2 separate regions of the Homo sapiens genome follow, and region 1 is linked to region 2. Evidence: chromatin contacts called from ENCODE Hi-C or POLR2A ChIA-PET data. All regions are on one chromosome and are shown on one strand. Each heading gives the region's core, a stretch centred on a gene start or an enhancer-like site at or near the end of the contact. The rest is flanking DNA. Distances are from core to core; before and after follow the strand shown. Region 1 holds the start of LOC124903663 (a long non-coding RNA gene). Region 2 has its middle 34 kb from the start of MIR3680-1.

Region 1 (7,032 bases), core at 2,216-4,715, 110 kb after region 2:
TAGCCCTTTTTGAAGATTTTAAGGCGGCTTTTAGTTTCTTCATCAACCCATTTTTGTTCTTAAAGACTGTTCTTAAGGCTTTCGTAGATAACAGTAATATCTCGCCCTCCACCTGCCCACACCTCACCCCTACAGCAGAAAGATAGCATAGTGGATGGCTCTCTTCTTAATCCCATGCTACTGGGCTTTAAAGAGAAAACAGCAAACTATGTCCCCTGGCTAATAATTTCAGTGATGAGAATGTATGATGCCTTCTTCCAAAGACCTCTTCTGCAGGTGGTGTTCCCTGCAGATGCACAGGAAAATGTTAATTAGGGAGCTCTTGCTGAGGCCCATAACTTGTGGAGAGATAGAAATTATTTTTCTTTTGATAATATTCAAGGATATAGGGACATTCCATGCAAGAGGATTTGACTTACTTTGGAGAGGAGTATGAAGGCCACGCACACACCGGTCACATAGACAGAGAGCAGTGATACAAGAGCTGTCAGGAAGCTCCGCAGTTCCTTGCTGAGCAGCTTAATTTCTTAATGACAAAAACAGAAAGAAGCACATTGACTATTAAAGCCTATTCTTTCAAATACATGTGTAAAGTATCCTTCACACTGCGTTTTAGAGGTGAAACGTGAACTTACTCTGCTTGCCTATTCGTATAAAAACTAGACCTCAAAAGGTACTCAAGTATGTAATAGTTAAAGCCAGTTCATCAGTTCTTTAAATGTGTTAAACCAAAAATGTTACTCGTTTTTAAACATTAAAAAAATTCAACCAACCATTTGTCATATTGCTAAGCATCACTTTTTAGATAAAGGATTATTTGAAGTTAGATAAACATTTCCAGACAGTTTGTTCAAGGGCATCTAAAATCTCTTTTGGTAGAAACGGTTTACCAGTATCATCAAGAGTCTGCCTATGTGGTTAAGATATTTTCATATGTATTTGTTAAGGGTGATATTTATAGCCTTGGAACTAGTACACATAGCTGAAGAGTCCCATCTGTGAAAGAACCTGGGAAGGCCATACATTGAGGAGCGCAGTGCTCACTGCGTGCTTGAAAGACAGGCACTTTTGCCAAATGTGCTCTTCTTTCTTTATGATAAAATTCTGGAAATAGAGTTATTGAATCCATTTTCACATTCGGAATTTCTCTCTCCTTGCAGAAATTGTCTTGTGCTCTGGGTAGGGATTAAGTAACATGCCATGTCTTCAATTACCTGACTATTTGGAGTACAAAATACAATTAGATTTGTACTTACTGTCTGAATAGCCTGTACTTTCCAACTAAATATCCCATAGATGAGACTGAGTGTGATGGCTCATGCCTGTAATCCCAGCACTTTGAGAGGCCGAGGTGGGCAGATCACTTGAGATCAGGAGTTTGACACCAGCCTGGCCAACATGGCGAAACCCCATCTCTACTAAAAATACCAAAATTAGCTGGGCGTGGTCGCACATGCCTGTAATCCCAGCTACTCAGGAGGTTGAGGCAGGAGAATCGCTTGAACCCGGAAGGTGGAGGTTGGTTGCAGTGAGCTGAGATCACGCCACGGCACTCCAGCCCGGGCGACAGAGCAAGACTCTTGTCTTAAAAAAAAAGAAAGAAAAATCCCATAGATGCTTATCCTGTGAATGCAGTTTATGCAGCATACATTTTTATTTGTGAAACTAACAAATTAACCACATCTATACAACTAAAATAAAAAAGCTTCAGTGTGAAAATAGGAGTTCTGTAGAAGAGACAGGAAGTTGCCATGTCTGCCTTAACACTTTCAATTCTGCCTTTCACTTTCACTTCACTTTATATAAGCCTTGCAGCTTTGAGACCTTCATCTTTTTACAAGCCATTTTTCCCTTTGACTAACATGTTTTTAGAAGGCTAATGCAGTGAGACATACAAATCTCTAAAGCTGTGTGTGTTTTCATATCAGTAGCTAACATTTGTTATTTGCTATATGCCAGGCACTATTAAAAATGCTTTAAGTGCCTTAACTTATTTATAATTTAGCTGACAGATGAGAATAAACTAAGGTTAAATGACATTTGAATATCAAAAGCCCATTAGAACCCTCGTAGTTTAAAAGCACAGGTTATAATACTGGATGGTCTCCCTTCCTCAGAGTCCTATTTTGAAATCGAAGGGCTGGTTGATTTTGAGTTCATGTTTTAACAATCTCTGCTCATCATACCAGGGTCCTTCCTAAGGGAAGAGACCCCAACAAGGCGAGGAGTTGCTGCTGTTCTCTTTTTTCCTTCAGAATCATGTAAAGCTTTTTCTCTGAAATTCCCCCTTTTTTTTTCTCGGGAATGTCTTAATCTCAGTTTACTCAAGGGAATGACTTGGTGAAATTACTGATAGGATTTAGCTATGTTTGATGTCCTCGCTCGGCTGAGGAATTGTCATGGGTTTTATCAAATCTCAGGAAGTGAGAGTCATCACTTTCCGTTCACTGATGTCCAGGCAGAATGGGAAGGGTCAGGGATCCCTGAGTAGCTTCTCTCCAAATCTGTGCTTATTCTCCATGTTGCATAGTTTCTGTGGGTCCAATTTATTGATCTTTTACACTTCTCTAGTGCTTTGTTCTAGGTGGTGCATTACCAGACTAGTTCCTGAGAAAGCTGATAGTTACTCACCACAAGGTTCCCTTTGGACATGGTACTTTACACTAAATCACTGTAATATACAAAAGAGGTGAACATGGTTGGTTAAACATCACCATGTAGGGAGAATAGAGCACCCAGCAAATCACTGACTTTGTGTTAGTGGATGTTCGAGATGGATTGGAGTAGTTCTTTTGTTTTTCTGAGATGGAGTCTTGCTTTGTTGCCCAGACTGGAGTGCAGTAGTGCGATCTCGGTTCACTGCAACCTTCGCCTCCTGGGTTACAAGCGATTCTCCTGCCTCAACCTCCCAAGCAGCTGGGACTACAGGTGCATGCCACCATGCGCGGCTAATTTTTGTATTTTGAGTAGAGATGGGGTTTCACCATGTTGGCCAGGCTAGTCTTGAACTCCTGACCTCAAGTGATTCGTCCACCTCAGCCTCAAAGTGCTGGGATTACAGGTGTGAGCCACCACGCCCAGCCAGTTGGAGTAGTTCTTTAGTCCAAACCTCATGGTGACTTGTGTTCAGATCACACCCATCACTGGCTAGGGTATTAACTTAGCAAATTTATCTCCTGATTTCTACATGTGAGTGAGGTAATGATTTTACAGGCCTGAACAAGATGCAATGATGCACTGAAATAAAGCCTCGCTGACTGACCTCTTACCACCAGTGTGGTCCCTCCTCCTGTCTGTTTAGCTCTCGCTTCCGGCACACTGGGGAATGCTATTCCACAGATGTAAATTGCACTGTCATTTGAAGTCACTCTGTTTACAGTGAGGGAAACTTGGTTTTCTTTGAGGGCCTCCCTCACTGTGAACTTGTCTGCCTCACTTTTGCACCCGTCCAAGCACAGGTTCTCAGGCTGGTGAGCACCGTAGCGAAACCACAGGCATGTTGGTTGCTCAGAAGGGCATCCGGTTGCGGAGAAGGTACACTTTATGGTGACGGCCTCATGAGTGTAGTCCACTTCTAGGTACCACGGTTGTGTGACAGAGAGAGTACAGGCGCCCACAGCACCTGTGGGAGGAAGCAGATGAGTGGGTTAATGGGCCTGCCACCTCACTTTGTGCTTTTATTATATTTTTGAGGTAGGAAACCCAGCCATTCTGTTATTTTTCTTACCTTAATCCCAATATAAATAAGACTAAAAATAAACACCAGTGGTCCTCACTTGCCCCAACTCCTCCTGTTTTCTGACCTTGACCTGCTGGGTCACATGATGTCTGTTCACTGGAGGCCAGCCCTAGAGAGGCTTCAGGGGAACAGAGTCCCTGTGCAGGAGGCCTGCATAGAGGTGGCACCGTATTGGACTCAGAAGTTTGGGGTCCATCTGTGACTCTTGCTCCTTACAAGCTTTCCTTCGATCCAATCACTTAATCTCCTGCCTGCTTTCTTGTCCGCACCCTGGCCTCCCCAGAGTGCTGTGTTCAGTGTGGTAACCTGTGTCCCCAGACGAACGTTGCTGCCGCTGATGGAGCCTATGAGCAGCAGCGATGTTTGTGCTTTGTGGGAGTTGAGATCGCCAGGAATTCATGGCCATTCACAATTGTTTCTTTGTGAGCCTGGTGTCCCTTTGGGAAACATGATAAAAGGCAACATGTACACCTGTGGAAATGCAGCCCTGGCTTAGCCTACCATGTCTTTGATTACTGAGCAGGGACCATATGAGCTCGCCAGGCCATAGCTAAGCAGATTTGGTTTCTCCCTGGCGTGTGTGCTGCTTTGTAGGCCCTTGTAGCATTTATCTTATTTAATTAACAATATTGTGATAAAGAGCACAGACTTGAGTTCAAATCCTAGCTCTGCCTGTTCCCAGCATTATAATCTCAGTATCTCAGTTTCCTCATTAGAAAATGGGGATAGTATTGTTGACCTCATGCAGTTAGTGTGACGTTCAAGATGATGCCTAGGAAGTGTTTACCTGCCTAAGCTATAGTAAGTATTAAATACAAGGGAGCGATTGCTGCTGCAGCCGCCACTGCTACTGTTCCCACAGTGTCAGATGGCTGTTGGAGAGATGGTTGTGGACGTCTAGCCACAAGGTGTTCACAGAGCTGGGATTAGTCACCCACTCCAGTGTACTGTCCACCATGTGGTGCTCTTCCAAGTTATGAGGATTGAGTCCCCCACCTTGGCCTTTATATCCCAGGCATGTGAAGCTGGAAAGCCACTCGAGTGCACAAATGGAAAGACCCGCCCTAAACCCTTCTTTTGCGGCAGGGGAGGCCATAGGTAAAATAGTATTGGTTGAGACAAATTGGAATTTGTCAAGTTTTTGGTCTGAGTTCCGCCTGGTCATATATTCCCAAATGGTCCTATTTGTGTGAGTTTGTCCTTTGCTACTGTAAATGAAACTGAAAAGTCATCCAAGTGGTCTGATGCTTAATTTTCAGACAGGGGCTTTTTTCTCTTAGCGTTTCTCTTATGGATCCCCATTCATAACAGCAGAGGAATTAAAGTTAGAATCATGGCGTTTGTGATGCGAGTCTCTTCTCACCATGTTTTTTTGTTTTTGTTTTCATTTTTGTTATTGTTTTTGGACAGAGTCTCTGTCTCCCAGGCTGGAGTGCAATGGTGCAATCACGGCACACTGCAACTGTGACCTCCCAGGTTCAAGCCATCATCCTGCCTTAGCTTCTCAAAAGTAGCTGGGACTGTAGGCCTGCAGCACTGTGCCCAGCTAATTTTTGTATTTTTTGTAGAGACAGGGTTTCACCTTGTTACCTAGGCTGATCTTGCACCCCTAAACTCAAGCGACCCGCTTGCCTCGGCCTTCCAAAGTGCTGGGATTACAGGTGTGAGCCACTGCGCCTTGCTCTCTTCTCATCATGTTATATTTTAGTATTTGTGCAACATGAGATGAGCTGGGAGCTCTGTGGTGACCTGATAAATGCAAACCAGACAAGAGGGTGCAGTCACCTGGAGGAGGCCTGCAAGCTTCTCTGAGCTTCGTGTCTGTGGGAGGCCCAGCTCAGCTCCATCTCCAGCCAAGGGGATTGGATTCCCTCTCAAGTCTGAGAAATACAACCTCATGTCTCCTGCCCAGACTCAAGCACCTTACAAGTACAGTGAAACATTTTATAGTATATACTGAGTGGAAATTTAAAATGGAATTGGGTCTGCCAAAACTTAGCAAAGTTAAGCACTGTCTCAGTCTCAAGTCATCTTTCAGATAATGTTTTTATTTTTATTTGTAAAATTATTTTTAAAAAGTGGACGATTCCATTATTTACACATTTTTATTTTTGAGATAGGGTCCCACTGTGTCGCCCAAACTGGAATGCAGTGGTGTGATCTTGGCTAACTTACTGTAGCCTTTGTCTTCTGGGCTCAAGCAATCCTCTCACTGCAGCCTCTGGAGTAGCTGAGACTATAGGTGTGCACCACCACGCCTGGCTAATTTTTTTATTTTTAGTAGAGACAGGGTTTTGCGATGTTGGCCAGCCTGGTCTTAAACTCCTGGGCTCAAGCAATCCACTCGCCTCAGCCTTCCAAATTGGGTAGTGTTTTTAAAAGGGAAGCCAAAGAGCCAGGCGTGGTGGTGTGGCCATTAGTCACAGCTACTCAGGAGGCTGAGACCGGAGGCTGATTGAGCCCAGGAATTCCAGGCTGCAGTGAGCTGTGATGGCACCACTGCACTCCAGCCTGGGCAGCATTGTGAGTCCCTGTCTCTATTAAAGGAATAGAGTCTGGACGTGCACTCCAGCCTGGGCAGCATTGTGAGATCCTGTCTCTATAAAAGGAATAGAGGCTGGGCATGGTGGCTCACGCCTGTAATCCCAGCACTTTGGGATGCCGAGGCGGGCAGATCACCTGAGGTCAGGCGTTCGAGACTAGCCTGGCCAACATGGTAAAACCCCATCTTTACTAAAAATACAAAAAATTAGCCAGGTGTGGTGGTGGACGCCTGTAATCCCAGCTACTTGGGAGGCTGAAGCAGGAGAATCGCTTGAACGTAGGAGGTGGAGGTTGCAGTGAGCTGAGATTGTGCCACTGCACTCTAGCCTGGGTGACAGAGTGAGACTCTTGTCTCAAAAAAAAAAAAAAAAAAAATAGAGGTTGGGGTGGCGGGGATAGCTGACTTTCAACACTTTTCTTTAAAAACTAGTAGTATAGGATAAAAACAGGTATTTGTAACTTTGGAATTTCATATCTCTACTTATTTCCACCTTCTTCCCAATTAGGCTATGTGTGGGAGAAAACCAATTGTAATGATTTCCTCTGTGAGCAGGAACTTGTGATGAAACTGTGGTTCCCTCCCCCAACCAGTTAGGCAACCTATTAACAAAAAAGAGAAGTTTGGATATGTCACACCACAGCCTGCTTCTGTGAATGATTTCTTTTAAGAATCCTCATATTCTAGGAATTGTTTTTTAAACACAGTATCCAATGAAAAGGTTGAAGATTTATTTCCTCCATGGAGGGAA
Region 2 (6,895 bases), core at 3,370-5,869:
GGCGTTGCTCAGAACATGCTCGCTGTGATCACTGGAACCGCTGTCCAATCTCAACAAGCTCCTACTTCAATTGGAACTTTCTTCTTGTGTAAGAACACCCCAAATGCATGAAAGAATATATATAACTCCTCAAGGCTCTTATGCAGCATCTTAGTGACGCTGCCAAGCAAGAGAGACGCCTTCCATGAAGCGCCATCATGCCAGTTACGGGCACGGCTCACTTGGCTTGGGGCCACTTCAACGGGCTCCTTCTGGATGATCCAGGTGACCGACTCGGTCAGCGGCGGGGTGGTGAGCGAGCCCACATAGGTCCAGTAATCCCAGCAGGTGGGCAGCAGAGCGGAGGGGTCGAAGGGGCGCATGGCCGCCTGCGCGTCCTGAGAGACCGAGAAGCACAGGCCGTATCAGTCCTCAGGTGGGACTAGGAGCTTCCATCTTGTCTCAGCACGGGAGGCCTTCATGGTGCTTGGAAGGAAGTGCTTTCCCCGAGATAAGGCCATGAGGCCACTGCTGTCACACTTGGAAGCAGTGATAAGAAAATGTGAGCCTTCTATACAGAGCAAGGATTCCTGCCAACTTACATTGGTGGGAATTACATTACATTACACCAGCTTATGTTGGTGCTTACATTTTTCCTTTTGAAGTCATTTCTTGGGGCGCAGTAGCTCACCCCTGTAATCTCAGCACTTTGGGAGGCCGAGGCGGGTGGATCACTTGAGGTCAGGAGTTCGAGACCAGCCTGGTCAACATGATGAAACCCTGTCTCTACTAAAAATACAAAAATTATCCAGATGTGGTGGTGGGCGCCTGTAGTCCCAGCTACTCAGGAGGCTGAGGCAAGAGAATTGCTTGAGCCCAGGAGGCAGAGGTTGCAGTGAGCTGAGATCACGCCACTGCACTCCAGCCTGGGCAACAGAGTGAGACTCTGTCTCAAATAATAATAATAATTAATAAATAAATAATAAAAAATTAAAAAGCCATTTCTTTTAGCATACCTTGGCTGCAAAAAATATTACTTTTTATTGTGATAAAATATACATAACATAAAATTTACCGTCTTAACCTTTTTTTTTTTTTGAGATGCAGTTTTGCTCTTGTTGCCCAGGCTGGGGTGCAATGGTGCGATCTTGGCTCACTGCAACCCTTCGCCTCCCAGGCTCAAGTGATTCTCCTGCCTCAACCTCCTGAGTAGCTGGGATTACAGGCACCCGCCACCACATCTGCTAATTTTGTATTTTTAGTAGAGACGGGGTTTCTTCATGTTGGTCAGGCTGGTTTTGAACTCCCAATCTCAGGTGATTCACCTGCCTCAGCCTCCCACAGCGCTGGGATGAGAGGCATGAGCCACCATGCCCGGCCCATCTTAACCATTTTGAAGTGTAAAATTTGATGGCGTTAAATGCAGTCACATTGTGGTGCAACCATCTCCACCATCCGTCTCCAGAACTTTTCCATCATCCCAAACTCAAATTCTGTCCTGACCCCACTAAACACTATGTCCAGCTTCCTCCCCCAGGCCTGGCACCCACCATTCTGCTTCCATCTCTCTGAATCTGAGGACTCTGGGGACCTGATGTGGGTGGGATCCTGTGGTTTTTGTCTTTTGTGTCTGGCTTATTTCACTGGGCATAATGTCCTTCAGGTTTATCCACATTGGAGCATGTGTCAGGAGTCCCTGCATTGTTGCTTTTTTTTTTTTTTTTTTGAGACAGAGTCTCGCTGTGTCACCCAGGCTGGCGTGCAGTGGTGTGATCTCGGCTCACTGCAAGCTCCGCCTCCTGGAGTTCAAGACCAGCTTGAACTCCTGGGTTCATGCCATTATCCTGCCTCAGCCTCCCCAGTAGCTGGGACTATAGGCACCCGCCACCACGCTCGGCAAATTTTTTGTATTTTTAGTAGAGACGGGGTTTCACCATGTTAGACAGGATGGTCTCGATCTCCTGACCTCGTGATCCGCCCACCTCGGCCTCCCAAAATGTTGGGATTACAGGCATGAGCCACCGTGCCTGGCTTGCCTGGAGACATTTCTACTGCTACCTTACCGATCAGGGTATCCAGTATCTCCGTGATTACCTTCATCTGTCCCTGGAAACTGTGCCTGCCACCCTACGCTGCAGCCGTCCAGGGACTGGCAGGCCTCGGCCTAAAGGTCTGGAGGGTGGGCGACCTGCAAGACTCACAAGAGGGGAAGCCGACAGACATACCTACAGACGGAGTGCTGTGCCCCTGGTGCCGATAAGAAAGCTGAGGCTCGGGCTGGGTCAGCAACCGAATTCCAGTTTAGAGGCAGATTTGGTCGTGGACATGGCCAGCCACCTCCGTAAAATTAGAGAGGATTATTTTGCATTGAATACACTCACAGCCAAAAAACAAAAAAAAAAGAGTCAGGGTCTTACTTTGTCAACTAGGCAGGAGTGCAATGATGCCATCATAGCTCACTGCAGTCTCTAATTCCTGGGCTCAAGTGATCCCCCCGCGTCAGTCTCCCAAGTAGCTAGGACACCATACCAGGGTTTAAAATTAATTGTTTGTAGCCAGGGGGTCTTGCCATCTTGCCCAAGCTGTTCTCCAACTCCTGGGCTCCAGTGATCCTCCTGCCTTGGCCTCTCAAAATATTGGGATTACAGGCATAAGCCACTGTGCCCAGCCAGCTCTTTTGGATATATACCCAGAAGTGTGTGATTGCTGAATCATAGGGTAGTTCTATTTATAACTTTTTATTTTTTTTATTTTTTTGAGGCAGAGTCTCACTCTGTCTTCCAGGCTGGAGTGCCGTGGCATGATCTCGGCTCATGGTGGTTGGGCCTGGCCGCAACACAGCCCTCATCAGCGTCCCATGCCAACCAAGCACAACTCTGCACCTGTCCCTGGCCAGCACTGTGGGACAAGAGTCCAGTCCAAAGTGACAGAGTCTCTGTCTGGAAGGAAGATGGCCTCCCTGCTCAGCCACATCACATCACCTTGACTTTGCTGGGCCCTGGCCTTCCAAGGTGGAAGCCAGCAACCTAGATGCCTTGGGCTTGTCTCCTAACATCAAGCAGTGAGGGTCAGGGTCAAGAGAGGCGGCTGAGCTACCAGAAGGAAGCCCAGGAGTGTCCACGCCGGCAGACACATGCATCAGTTCTGTGCACACGTGTTCACGTTTATAATTATCCAGTTAATTAAAAAAAAAAAACAGCATTATAGGCTGGGCACAGTGGCTCATGCCTGTAATTGCAGCACTTTGGGAGGCCAAGGCAGGCAGATCACCTGAAGTCAGGAGTTCAAGACCAGCCTGACCAACATGGCGAAACCCCGTCTCTACTAAAAATACAAAAATTAGCCAGGCATGGTGGCAGGTGCCTGTCATCCCAGCTACTCGGGAGTCTGAGACACAAGAATTGCTTTAGCACAGGAGGCAGAGGTTGCAGTGAGCCAAGACTGCACCATTGCACTCCAGTCTGGGCAACAGAGAGAGACTCGGTCTCAAACAACAACAACAGCAACAAAACCCACAGCATTATTGTGATAGAATTCACATACCATGCAACTCTCCCATCTAAAGTGTACAACCTGGTTGGGCGCGATGGATCATGCCTGTAATCCCAGCACTTTGGGAGGCCGATGTGGGAGGACTGCTTGAGGCCAGGAGTTTGAGACCAGCCTAAGCAACATAACAAGAATCTGACTCTACAAAAAACACAAAAACTAGCCAGGTGCAGTGGTACATGCCTGTGGTCCCAGGTAGTTGGGAGGTTGAGGTGGGAGGATGGCTTGAGCCCCGGAGGTTGAGGCTGCAGTGAGCTGTGATCATACCAGTGCACTCTAGCCTGGGTGACAGAGTGAGATCCTTTCTTAAAATAAGTAAATAGGCCGGGCACAGTGGCTCATGCCTGTAATCCCAGCACTTTGGGAGGCCAAGGCGGGTGGATCACCTGAAGTCGGGAGTTCGAGACCAGCCTGACCAACATGGCGAAACTGCGTCTCTACTAAAAATACAAAATTGGCCAGGCGTGGTGGTGCATGCCTGTAATCCCAGCTACTCGGGAGGCTGAGGCAGGAGAATCGCTTGAACCTGGGAGGCAGAGGTTGCAGTGAGCTGAGATCATGCCATTGCACTCCAGCCTGGGCAACAAGAGTGAAACTCCATCTCAAAAAAAAAAAAAAAAAAAAACCAGAAAAAGTAAATAAAAATTGAAGTGTACAATTCTATGGTTTTGGGTATATTCACAGTTGTGCAGCCATCCCAAGTCAATTTTAGAACATTTTCAGCACCTCAAGGAGGAAGCTTGGTACTTTTTAGCTCTTCTCCCCACCCCCGCCGTGCTGCTTCTGTCTCTGTGGGTTTCATAGGAACTGAGTCATGTAACATGTGGAACATTTGTGTCTTGCGTCTGTCACTTAGTACGGTGCTTTTGAGGCTCACCCACACCGCAGCGTGAGTTAGAGCTGTGTCCTTTCTGATTGCCAAGTAATATCTCATTGCATGGTCTAGCTGGGTTGACATCCCATTGCACACTCTAGCTGGGCTGTGAAGGAGCAGGCTGCTTGTGCACATGGGTAACAGATGGATGTACAGTGAGACGTCAGTCTGTGCACATGGGTAACAGGTGGGTGCACCGTGAGGTGTTGGTCTATGCACATGGGTAACAGGCGGGTGTGCAGTGAGACGTCAGTCTGTGCACATGGGTAACAGGTGGGTGCACAGTGAGGTGTTAGTCTGTGCACATGGGTAACAGGCGGGTGTGCAGTGAGATGTCAGTCTGGTGCGCGTGGGTAACAGGCAGGTGTGCAGTGAGGCGTCAGTCTGGTGCACGTGGGTAACAAGTGGGTGTGCAGTGAGGCGTCAGTCTGTACACGTGGGTAACAGGTGGATGTGCAGTGAGGTGTCAGTCTGGTGCACGTGGGTAACAGGCGGGTGTGCAGTGAGATGTCAGTCTGTGCACATGGGTAACAGGTCGGTGTGCAGTGAGACGTTGGTCTGTGCACATGGGTAACAGGCAGGTGTGCAGTGAGATGTCCTCTCCTCCTGCCGGCCACACGTCCCCGCTCCCAGGGCACAGATGTGCCAGTCACTTTCTGAGCAACTACTTCAAATCTTCAGAACAACCCTTCAAGAAGTATTTCTAGTTTACTGATGAAGATAGACAGACAGATATAAACAACTTGCCCAAAGCCACGTTGCCAGTCAGGGCCACTGAGGCCTGGCCCGTTCCAAGGTGCGGGCTCATCTCTCCCTCCCCAGGACTGCAGGAATCAGTCGGGGGAGCGGCAGGCCCCAGCCATTCCACTGCGTGCAGGTTTCCTGCCAATTAAGCTTTCCAGCCTTGGGCTGAGAAGAGGATGCCTGTGTGTTGCCTCATCGTCCCCAGGAGTTCCTGTCCTGTCTCTAAGATGCATGAGGGCTGGAGCAGCCATGTGGTTACAGAAAGCTGCTCCCCCTCAGGGCCCCCAGAGGAAGTCAGGGCCCTTCCTTTATGCGTGTGGTGAGCCCCAGGCAGCTAGAATGGGACACCGGTGAGCACACCAATGAGGCTGAAGACCATCACATCCATTATCTGAGCACGGATGGCCCAGCTACCTGTGGAAAGCACCACAAGCCTTTGCTGGCGGAAGTGGGTTGGTGACTTGTTCCACTTTTCTCTTATTTATTTATTTATTTTGAGACGGAGTTTCGCTCTTGTTGCCCAGGCTGGAGTGCAATGGCACGATCTCGGCTCACCACAACCTCCACCTCCCGGGTTCAAGCGATTCTCCTGCCTCAGCCTCCCTAGCAGCTGGGATTACACGCATGCACCATCACGCCTGGCTAATTTTGTATTTGTAATAGAGATGGGGTTTCTCTATGTTGGTCAGGCTCGTCTCAAACTCCTGACCTCAGGTAATCCACCCGCCTCAGCCTCCCACAGTGCTGGGATTATAGGCGTGAGCCACCGCTCTGTTCCTGGTTTTGTCTTCTTTCTCTTAAACAGGACCCCGCATTTTATGAGCGTCAAGCCTCACCCAGCCTAACTCCGCCCTTGGTTTGTCCTCTTAGAGTCTCAGTTTCCCCAGGTGTACGACAGGCAGTGTGGTGGCTGTAATGGGCTTCCATCAGTGCCTGCCACATGGGCGTGGGGCTCGGTAGGTGCTGCCGCTGCTGCTGCCAAAGCTAGAAGAGCCCCCACAGGGCATAGAGCCATTCCCTGGATCCCCTGGACCTGGTGGGCTGTTTCCAGCTCCACAAGGCAGCCAATTCCCCGGTAGCCCTGACTCTTGCGAAGGCAGGGAGGAGGGGGGGCCCCAGCAGCCTGAGGAGCTTGCAGCTTGTCCAGGCATGGAGGGTGGGGACCCTCTGTGGGCAGTTTTTGCCAAAACTTCTGGCTATGGTGAGAGGGTCAAAGGCGAAGCCTCGAGGTCTCCATTCTGGGAGTGTCTGCCCAGGGTCACCGGGGCCACACTGGGGCTGGGCCTGCGTGCTGGGAGCTGAGTGCATAGTGACAGGTCAGCACTGGTAGGGGCCTGTGCAGATGGGACGGCGCTGGGGGTGGGGGTGGGGGTCCGGGCTTCCAGGCGGCGCCTAATGTGGTTTTGGTTATAGACACTGCCTGTGTTTCCCTCTAAGCTGCTGAAAAGCTCAGAAATGTGCAGCAGGGCCTGGAGCTCAGCCTGGGTTCTGACTGCATGTGGGAGGTGGGCGCTGGGACGACTGGGAGTTCAGGCTGCATGGAGCCACTTCCTGGGTTTAAAAACGGGCTCTTCACCTGCCACCTGTGTGCCCGGGCAAGGCCTTCTCTGCCTCTCTGAGCTTTGGTTTCCCTGTGTGTGCAAGACAGATGAATCACAGGCCCTGCCCCATGGAGTGATTGGAAGATTCAGTGTGATGATTTATATGGAGGGCTGTCGCTTCTTTGAACCCTTCCCACCGAGGTGTGGG

What was found. A loop is a pair of places that touch in the nucleus more often than their neighbours do. ChIA-PET counts read pairs that join two places held with the same protein, here RNA polymerase II (POLR2A). Pooled maps may share reads with other maps.
Region 1: a pooled map shows a loop between it and region 2 (6-fold over the local background). The contact joins two enhancer-like sites. A Hi-C loop is called at or near these places in 4 of 37 single-sample maps with no recorded cell type and 8 of 50 pooled maps. POLR2A ChIA-PET finds 5 or more read pairs at or near these places in 4 of 52 experiments (GM12878, PC-3, activated CD4-positive, alpha-beta T cell and 1 more).

The regions. Positions count from the first base shown.
Region 1 is chr16:21,643,871-21,650,902 of GRCh38, forward strand. The region is part of intron 4 of METTL9 (methyltransferase 9, His-X-His N1(pi)-histidine); the gene reads left to right. IGSF6 (immunoglobulin superfamily member 6) reads right to left here. Exons shown (of 6, transcript NM_005849.4): 2 at 3,263-3,622; 3 at 420-526. LOC124903663 (a long non-coding RNA gene) reads left to right here and starts at 526. Exons shown (of 2, transcript XR_007065025.1): 1 at 526-1,306; 2 at 3,062-3,597. RefSeq lists an enhancer at 1,676-1,855. Within about 2 kb of position 3,466, at least 8 of the 41 ENCODE cell types and tissues checked have a DNase peak (open chromatin) inside an H3K27ac peak, as active enhancers do.
Region 2 is chr16:21,536,477-21,543,371 of GRCh38, forward strand. It overlaps the pseudogene LOC646828. Among named protein-coding and RNA genes, the nearest start is that of MIR3680-1, 34 kb to the left of the region's middle. RefSeq lists enhancers at 1,528-2,029, 2,030-2,529, 4,536-5,274, 5,347-5,396. Within about 2 kb of position 4,620, at least 3 of the 41 ENCODE cell types and tissues checked have a DNase peak (open chromatin) inside an H3K27ac peak, as active enhancers do.